2 separate regions of the Homo sapiens genome follow, and region 1 is linked to region 2. The links are chromatin loops, found by intact Hi-C in ENCODE. Cell type or tissue: gastrocnemius medialis. All regions are shown on one strand.

Region 1 (4,000 bases), 140 kb before region 2:
AAGGAAAAAAAAATTTACTGTCTCTCGTCCTCTTGACCCTAAGACTGTCAACTCCATGAGAGTGGGGACTTCTTTTGTTCACTTCTGTACTTCTTTATTTTTATTTTTTTATTTTTTGAGACAGGGTTTCATTCTGTCACCAAGGCTGGAGTGCAGTAGAGCAATTATGGCTCACTGCAACCTCAACCTCCTAGGCTCGGGTGATCTTCTCACCTCACCCTGCCAGGTAGCTGGGACTATAGGCATGCACCACCACGCCCAGCTAGTTTTTGGTATTTTTTGTAGAGACGTGGTCTCCCTAAGTTGTCCAGGATGGTCTCGAACTCCTGGGCTCAAGCGATCCGCCTGCCTTGGCTTCCCAAAGGGCTGGAATACATGCATATGAATCTGCCGGGATCTTGCTAAATGAGCCACCATGCCTGGCCCAGTTCTCTGTTCCTAACATCCATAACAGTGCCTAGTTCTGTAAATACTTGTCAAATGCACGATTGAGTCTTCACAGCAATCTAGTGAGTTAGATGCCATTTTTATTCACATTTTTCAGATAAAGACACAAGAAAGTTTAGGTCAGACATCTACATGGTACAAGGGGATTTGAACTCATGCTTTGCTCTAGAGTCTGAACTTTTACCTGCTGCTTCCTCATCCTTTATGAATATGGAAAAGCCCTGAATTCATTAAGCACGGGCTGCCAGTAGAGCCCCAGTTAATCACGTTTTCTTCTTTTATATTATTCTCTTGATTTATGGCTTTGACAGAATCCTTACTCTCGCTAACCTCAGGGATTATTACAGTGTGAGCACTTTGGGAAGGGACCTTCCTTACTCATTCACTCTTCTCATGTTTCTTGAGCACCTCCCCTGTGCCAGGCCTACGTTTGGGTTCATTCCCGCCCCATCGGGACTCAGAGGTGTGTGTTTTATGAGGAGGAGATTCCTGAGAACCAAGTCTTCTTCATTCTCTCCCGAGATAGTTCCTGATCACTTCCTAAGGGACAGACCCTGTCCTGGGTGTTGGGAACCAGCTCACTAGCACGTAGGTGACCTTGTCCCAGTTCACGTTGTTGGTGCTTTCATATGCACACATCCAGTGCTCGTTGTGACCCAGCATTGGGCAAGTATTCATTCATATGTACGTGGCACATATTGAATGTCTACCATGAGTTAGGCACCAGGAGCTGTGCTTTATAGATATTTAATCATAACAGTCGTATGACATAGATGCTATTCTTGGGGTTTTTAAGGAGAGGGACCAAAAAGAGTGTTGGTATTCAGTTTCATGTGCTTGGAAAGCTAGAGGTAACAGCAAGTCAGAGCCCAAATGGTTGTTACTGATTGATTTAATCTCATTTGGACCTCGAAACATTTGCATATGAGACTAAATACCAAGACCCTTTATGGTGGGTAGTTGTTAGAGTAGGTAACCCTAGACAAGCCACTCCACCCCGCACCAAGCCTGAGTTACCTCCAAGATTGTGGGTGGCAAGCCACCCAGGTGCTGAGGCAAGAGACCGAGGGCATGAGCTGTTCCAGTATAATAAAATACATAAAACAACAAGTTATACTAGATCTAGATCATAGACATGATTATATATGAATATCATTAATCATTAGTTTGTAGGAATTACTCTTTATTCCAATATTATAATAATCCTCGCTCTATAATCATAACCTAAGAAAAACCAGGTCATACAGAGATAGGAGCTGAGGGGACATGGTGAGAAGTGACCAGAAGACAAGAGTGCGAGCCTTCTGTTATGCCCAGACTGGGCCACCAGAGGGCTCCTTGGTCTAGCAGTAACGCCAGTGTCTGGGAAGACGCCTCTTGCCAAGCGGACCATGGTCTAGCGGTAGCATCAGTGTCAAGGAAAAACACCCGCTACTTAGCAGACCTGCAAAGGGAGTCTCCCTTTCCCTGGGGGAGTTTGGAGAAGACTCTACTCCTCCACCTCTTGTGGAGGGCCTGACATCAGTCAGACCTGCCCGCAGTTATCCGGGGGACTGTCTCCCTGTGATGCTGTGCTTCAGTGGTCACGCTCCTAGTCCACCTTCATGTTCCGTCCTGTACGCCTGGCTCTGCCTTTTAGATAGCAGTAGTAAATTAGTGAAAGTACTAAAAGTCTCTGATATGCAGAAGTAATGGCATAAGCTGTCTCTCTCTCTCCCTCTCTGTCTGCCTCGGCTGCCAGGCAGGTAAGGGCCCCCTGTCCAGTGGACACATAACCCACGTGACCTTACCTATCATTGGAGATGACTCACACTCTTTACCCTGCCCCTTTTGCTTTGTATCCAGTAAATAACAGTGCAGCCAGACATTTGGGGCCACTACCGGTCCCCGCATTTTGGTGGTAGTGGTCCCCCGGGCCCAGCTGTCTTTTCTTTTATGTCTTTGTCTTGTGTCTTTATTTCTGCAGTCTCGTCTCCACACACAGGGAGAAAAACCCACCGACCCTGTGGGGCTGGTCCCTACAAAGATAAGGGTGATAGTATCTCCCCTCAAGTGTTGCCAGAAGGACCAACTAATGCCCCACACCGAGCAGGCACTTGATGGATGATGGCATTTACTTAGAAGGAAGGAGACGATTCTCATTTTTTCCACCAGATAAAAACTAAGATACATGGGTTTAAAAAATGGGCCTTTTGGGAATTAAGGGCCCAGAATGAAACATGAGCCTCCTGGCCTTTCCTGGATCACCGTCAGGCTTTTATTGAGAGAGGAGCAGCTCCCCACTGGCTGCTTGGCTTGTCATTGCTTCACTCTGTCTCCTTTGGCCTTGCCACAGATCTACGCAGACCCCACCAAGAGGCTGGAGCTGTACTTCCGGCCCAAGGACCCATACTGCCACCCAGTGTGCGCCAACCGCTTCAGTACCAGCAGCCTGCTGCTCCGCATCAGGAAGAGAACGAGGCGGCAGAAAGGGGTGCTGGGCACTGAGGCCCACTCCGAGGTCACATTTGACATGGAGATCCTTGGCATCATCTCCACCATTTACAAATTTCAGGGTAACTGAAATCTGCTCTTGCAATGTCTGGTTATTTCAGGGCTGGCCATCCTAGCTGCCTGCAGGAGCTGTGTGGGTCATCTGCACCAGTGGAGGGGGCCAGGATATGCCCAGGGGCTGTGGGGACACAGCAGGGCACAGGCCCCATCCAGGAGGCAGCCTTTCTTCCCTCCAGCCAACAGTTCCCCAGAGACTGCAGGTTCATTGCTGCCCAATCTTCAGCATTCTTAAGCTAGAAATCTCCTAATTTTTAATGAAACCATTGTGTGGGACCAAATAAAACTGGTCAGTAGACCTCCAGTCTTTCCCCCACCACAGTGTTTTGAACCTTCTCTTGTCTCGGCTGCTGTTGGTCTTGCCCTCCTAGCTCCCGAAGCCCCTTGGGACCTCCTCCTCCTCTGAACTCTCAGCAGGTTGAACGTCCCTCGTGGAGCCCTCAATCAGGTTTCCCACCTACCAGGAACCCCAGTGAGGAAGCAATAAAGCAAGGGAGGGAGACGGGTGAGAAAGACAGACTCTGGCATTGTGCCTGCCTGAGCCCTGCCAGTTTCTTTGGGAGGTGGCTTGGCTTCCCTGAGCCTCAGTGTCCTTGTCTGTGCAGTGCGGGCTACAGAGCCTGCGTTCCTTAGGCCCTCGTGAAGATTCCGGGAGGCAATGCTTGTGAATGGGCCAGCCTCTGGCCCACAGGAGGTGCCTGGCATATTACTAACAAGGCTTAGAGATGGCTAAGTTACATCTGCAGTTCTAGGCAGAATCTGAAGAGTATAAAGATTGAGAAGGGCAAAGAGGACTAGAAAGAAAAGAGGGGAAGAAGAAAGTGAAATGAAGGAGAAGCAGGACCTGGGGTCCCATGGGTTGGGCATTTTTAATGGCAGTCATTCTGGTGGGTCATGGCATTCACCAAAGAGGGCTGTTCTTTTGGGACAAGGTTTCCCAAGTGATTCATAAAACATAACACCTCATATTTTTCATCGAATTGAACCAGCATCTTGCTGCTCT
Region 2 (4,000 bases):
TGCTGCTACTGCTTTTAAACAGTTAGAATATGCCTTAGAGTCTGGGCCTAATTGCAGGCTATCGTATGCAATGGACCTATGTTTAGCACCACGTTCTTGTGTAAGGACTCCTAATGCCTGATTGTCACACTCATGAACAAACAAGGTGAAAGGCTTAGGGTAATTTGGAAGTCCTAAAGCTGGGGGCTGTTGTAAGGCCAACTTCATTTGGCTAAAAGCCTGCTCATGACTATCTTCCCAAGGTAAAGGCTCTGGTACAGCATTTTTAGTGAGTTCATACAATGGCGAACCTATTAAGGAAAAATTTGGAACCCAGGATCTGCAATATCCTGTAAGTCCAAGAAATCCTCTTAATTGTCTTTTGGTTTCAGGTCAAGGAAAACTTTGAACAGTTTTTATCCTCCCAGGTGAGAGGAAATCCCTTTGGCAGTCAAGTCATGTCCCAAATAGTGGAATTTTTCTTTTGAAAACTGAAGTTTTTCCATTTAAGCCTTGTGATCTTTATATGCAAGTTGTTGTAAAAGGTAAACTGAGTCAATTTCAGAGCACTCCTTAGTGGGAGAACAATAAGTCATCTACATACTGAATGAGAGTACAATTTTGAGGAAATTGTAGTGTTATTAAGTCCTGATGCAATGCCTGGGAAAAATATGAAGTGGCTTTGGTAAACCCTAGTGGCTTTACAGCCCAGGTGTATTGCCTATTTTTCCAAGTAAAGGCAAACAAGTATTGACTTTTTTTTTTCTTTGGAGACAGAGTTTCGCTGCTGTCGCCCAGGCTGGAATGCAATGGCATGGTCTTGGCTCATTGCAACCTCTGCCTCCTGGGTTCAAGCGATTCTCCTGTCTCAGCCTCCTGAGTAGCTGGGATTACTTACAGGTGCCCGCCACCATGCCTGACTACTTTTTGTATTTTTAGTAGAGATGGGGGTTTCACCATGTTGGTCAGGCTGTCTTGAGCTCCTGGCCTCAGGTGATTCACCTGCCTCGGCCTTCCAAAGTGCTGGGATTACAGGCGTGAGCCACCAAACTTTCTTTATGAACTGGAATGCTAAAGAAGGCTAAGCAGAGATCTATTACTGTGGACCACTTGGAACTAATTGGTACATTAGATAATAAAGTATCAGGATTTGGAACTACAGGAATCTTGGTATTACAATTTTATTAAATGCCCGTAAATCTTAAACAAATCTCCAGCCTTGTCCATTTGGTTTTTTAACTGGTAGTACTGGACTGTTACAAGGGCTGGTGCACGGGATTATGAGTCCTTGTTTAATGAAATCCTCTACAATTGGTGACAGCCCTTGAATTGCTTCAGGTTTTAGAGGATATTGGGGTAATTTAGGCAAAGGTTTAGAACGATCTCTTTGTACTTTTATAGGTTCCAAACTTTTAATTCTTACCATATCAGTTGGGGAAGAGGCCCAAAAACATTTAGATATTTTTGAAAGATCAGGGGTATTACAGGCCTGAGTTTCAATCTTATAGATTTCTGTCTGTAGACAGCATAACAATTCTAGTCCAGGAGAATCAGGAAACTCTAAGGTTATTTCTCCTGAGAAAAATTTTATGTGCCCTTTTAGCTTTGAAAGCAAATCTCGCCCTAACAAGTTTACTGGAGCAGTATAACATAGTAAAAAAGTGTTTTTCTGAAAAGGGGCCCAAAGCTAATTGGATTGGTTCAGATACGGGAACCTCTTAAACTTGATTTGAAACCCCCACCACAGAAATGACCTTTTTACTCCAAGGGATTTGTTGGCTTATTAAAGTGGGGTTTATGGTAGATAGAGTAGCCCCCATATCCCCGAGGACTGTACACAACTCCCCATTTATTTTAACCTGTTTCTCCACGTTGATTTAAAGGCACGGAGAGCAATCTACTGGAGAATCCCTTGGAACCTCATCAAGGTTGATTATTATCAGGAGGCCTAAGGTCTCTTGGGCTCCCTCTAGTGGTGAAACAGTTTGGCCGAAAGGGAGGCTCATTGGTGGACTGATAGAAAAGCGGACAATCCCTTTTCCAGTGCCCTGGTTGTTTGCAATACAGGCAGACATCTTGGGGCAAAGAACTTCTTGTTCTAGGACCTCCTGATTGTGATTTAAAATGAGAAGGAGGCAGAGCGCAGTGGCTCACGCCTGTAATCCCAGCAATTTGGGAGGCCAAGGCGGGCGGATCTTTTGAGGTCAGGAGTTCGAGACCAGCCTGGCCAACATGGTGAAAAGCTGTCTCTACTAAAAATGCAAAAATTAGCCGGGCACGGTGGCACGCACCTGTAATCCCAGCTACCTGGGAGGCTGAGGCATGAGAATCGCTTGAACGTGGGAGGTGGAGGTTGCAGTGAGCCGAGATCTCACCACTGCACTCCAGCCTGGGTGACAGAGTGAAACTCCGTCTCTAAATAAATACATAAAATGATTAATCCCTTGGGTCCCGGTCCCTGTAACTGTTATAGCTGAAGGGCCATAAGCTTGTTAGCCTTTTGAGTTTTTTCTTGCTCTAGAGTCCTCTCAAAATGTCCAGCTAAGGCCAACAATTTAGTCATATCTGTAACTTCCTATCCCAACTCATGTATTTTAATTAAATTGCTGAGTTCGGGATGGAGTCCATTTACAAATAGAGCACTTAATGCCGTTTCAGTCCTTGCAGGAAATACTTCTTGTTGTACTTGGATCCCAGAATGTTTCACAAACAGCATTTCTAAGTGAGTTCTGTAATCTGAAACTGAAATCTTTTTTTTTGTTATGTTTACAAGATTGTATGATGGACCAGTCCATTTTTTGCGGAAAAATTTTAGGAATTGAATTTAAAAGGTTTTCAGCAATTTTTCCAGCGACTTTTGGTCCTTCTTGTGAGGAGCTTTTGGAGGGGTCTTTAACATCCTCCTCAGGTTTGCCCCATTCTGCTGCTGCCGTCCATTTCCGAGCTTTACCAGGCCCCAATATCACGGGAATACATTAGTGAAGGTCAGGAAGTCCTGGATCATAAGCTCCTATGAGGATTCTAAATTCCTCAGTAAATTTTTGAGGATTTTCTCTTGGATCAGGCAAGTCCCTCACAATGGCTCTAAGCTCAGTTTTAGACCATGGAGTGAAAGTAGTTACAGCAGGCAGGCATGACTGATCAGAAAGTCTCACTTTGTAAGGTGCCTGTCTAACTTATTATTATTTTTTTAATCGTCTTCAGGGTGAAAGGGTAATATATACATATTTTTTATTTTTTATTTTTTTGAGACAGGGTCTCACTCTGTCACCCAAGCTGGAGTGCAGTGGTATGATCTCGGCTCACTGCAACCTCTGCCTCCTGGGTTCAAGCAATTCTCCTGCCTCAGCCTCCCGAGTGGCTGGGATTACAGGCACGCAGCACCACGCCCAGCTAATTTTGTATTTTTAGTAGAGACGAGGTTTCACCATATTGGCCAGGCTGGTCTCAAACTCCTGATCTCAGGTGATCCACCCACCTCGGCCTCCCAAAGTGCTGGGATTATAGGCATGAGCCACCAAGCCTGGCCTGAAAGGGTAATTTAGCAAAAAGGTTAGTGGACTCAGAGTATGTAGGTAGAGAAGGATAAAGAGAAGGAACAGTCAGGATGAGGTCAGTCACAGTACAGTCCTCTTTCATCATGTCGTTAGTTTGTTGCTTAAGCTTTTCGTTTGCTTTTTGCAAAGAATCTTTTAAGGAGTCAATTTTTGATTCATTTACTCTTTTAGGGGCTTCTGCATACCAATAAAAGAATACACATCCCACTGTTTTATGGGGTTTTTCATTCCCCCTTTTCTAATATGCCTCATAAATAAACAATTTTATCCAAATTAAAACTTCCCCATTGCAGCCATCTTAATTCTAAGTTTTCTTTAGTTAGGTTAACCCATTTTTCTAAAAATGCACAAGTTCTGGGCCCATAATTTTTATGCATAAAATTAGCTGGAGTCCCAGAATGTGGAGTCCCAGACTCCTTGGATTGAGAGGGTTGCATCTGAGCTGGTTCCAGCCTTGGAGTAGG

What was found. Hi-C counts contacts between places; a loop is a spot of excess contacts. Peaks named below come from ENCODE experiments on the same cell type or tissue, not always from the same donor. Only the 100,000 strongest peaks of a DNase experiment are listed, where the experiment ranks them.
Region 1: a loop joins it to region 2, with 2.7 times the contacts of the local background. A loop is called at or near these places in 5 of 110 quality-filtered maps.

Annotation. Positions count from the first base shown.
Region 1 is chr9:133,039,305-133,043,304 of GRCh38, forward strand. GTF3C5 (general transcription factor IIIC subunit 5) reads left to right here. Exons shown (of 11, transcript NM_012087.4): 2 at 2,783-3,002. Among named protein-coding and RNA genes, the nearest start is that of GTF3C5, 10 kb to the left of the region's middle. In gastrocnemius medialis, a CTCF peak has its summit at 1,762 (motif pointing right); a DNase peak (open chromatin) is centred at 1,797; H3K27ac peaks cover 766 bases.
Region 2 is chr9:133,178,151-133,182,150 of GRCh38, forward strand. No RefSeq gene overlaps it. Among named protein-coding and RNA genes, the nearest start is that of GBGT1, 16 kb to the left of the region's middle. In gastrocnemius medialis, a CTCF peak has its summit at 1,951 (motif pointing left); a DNase peak (open chromatin) is centred at 1,951.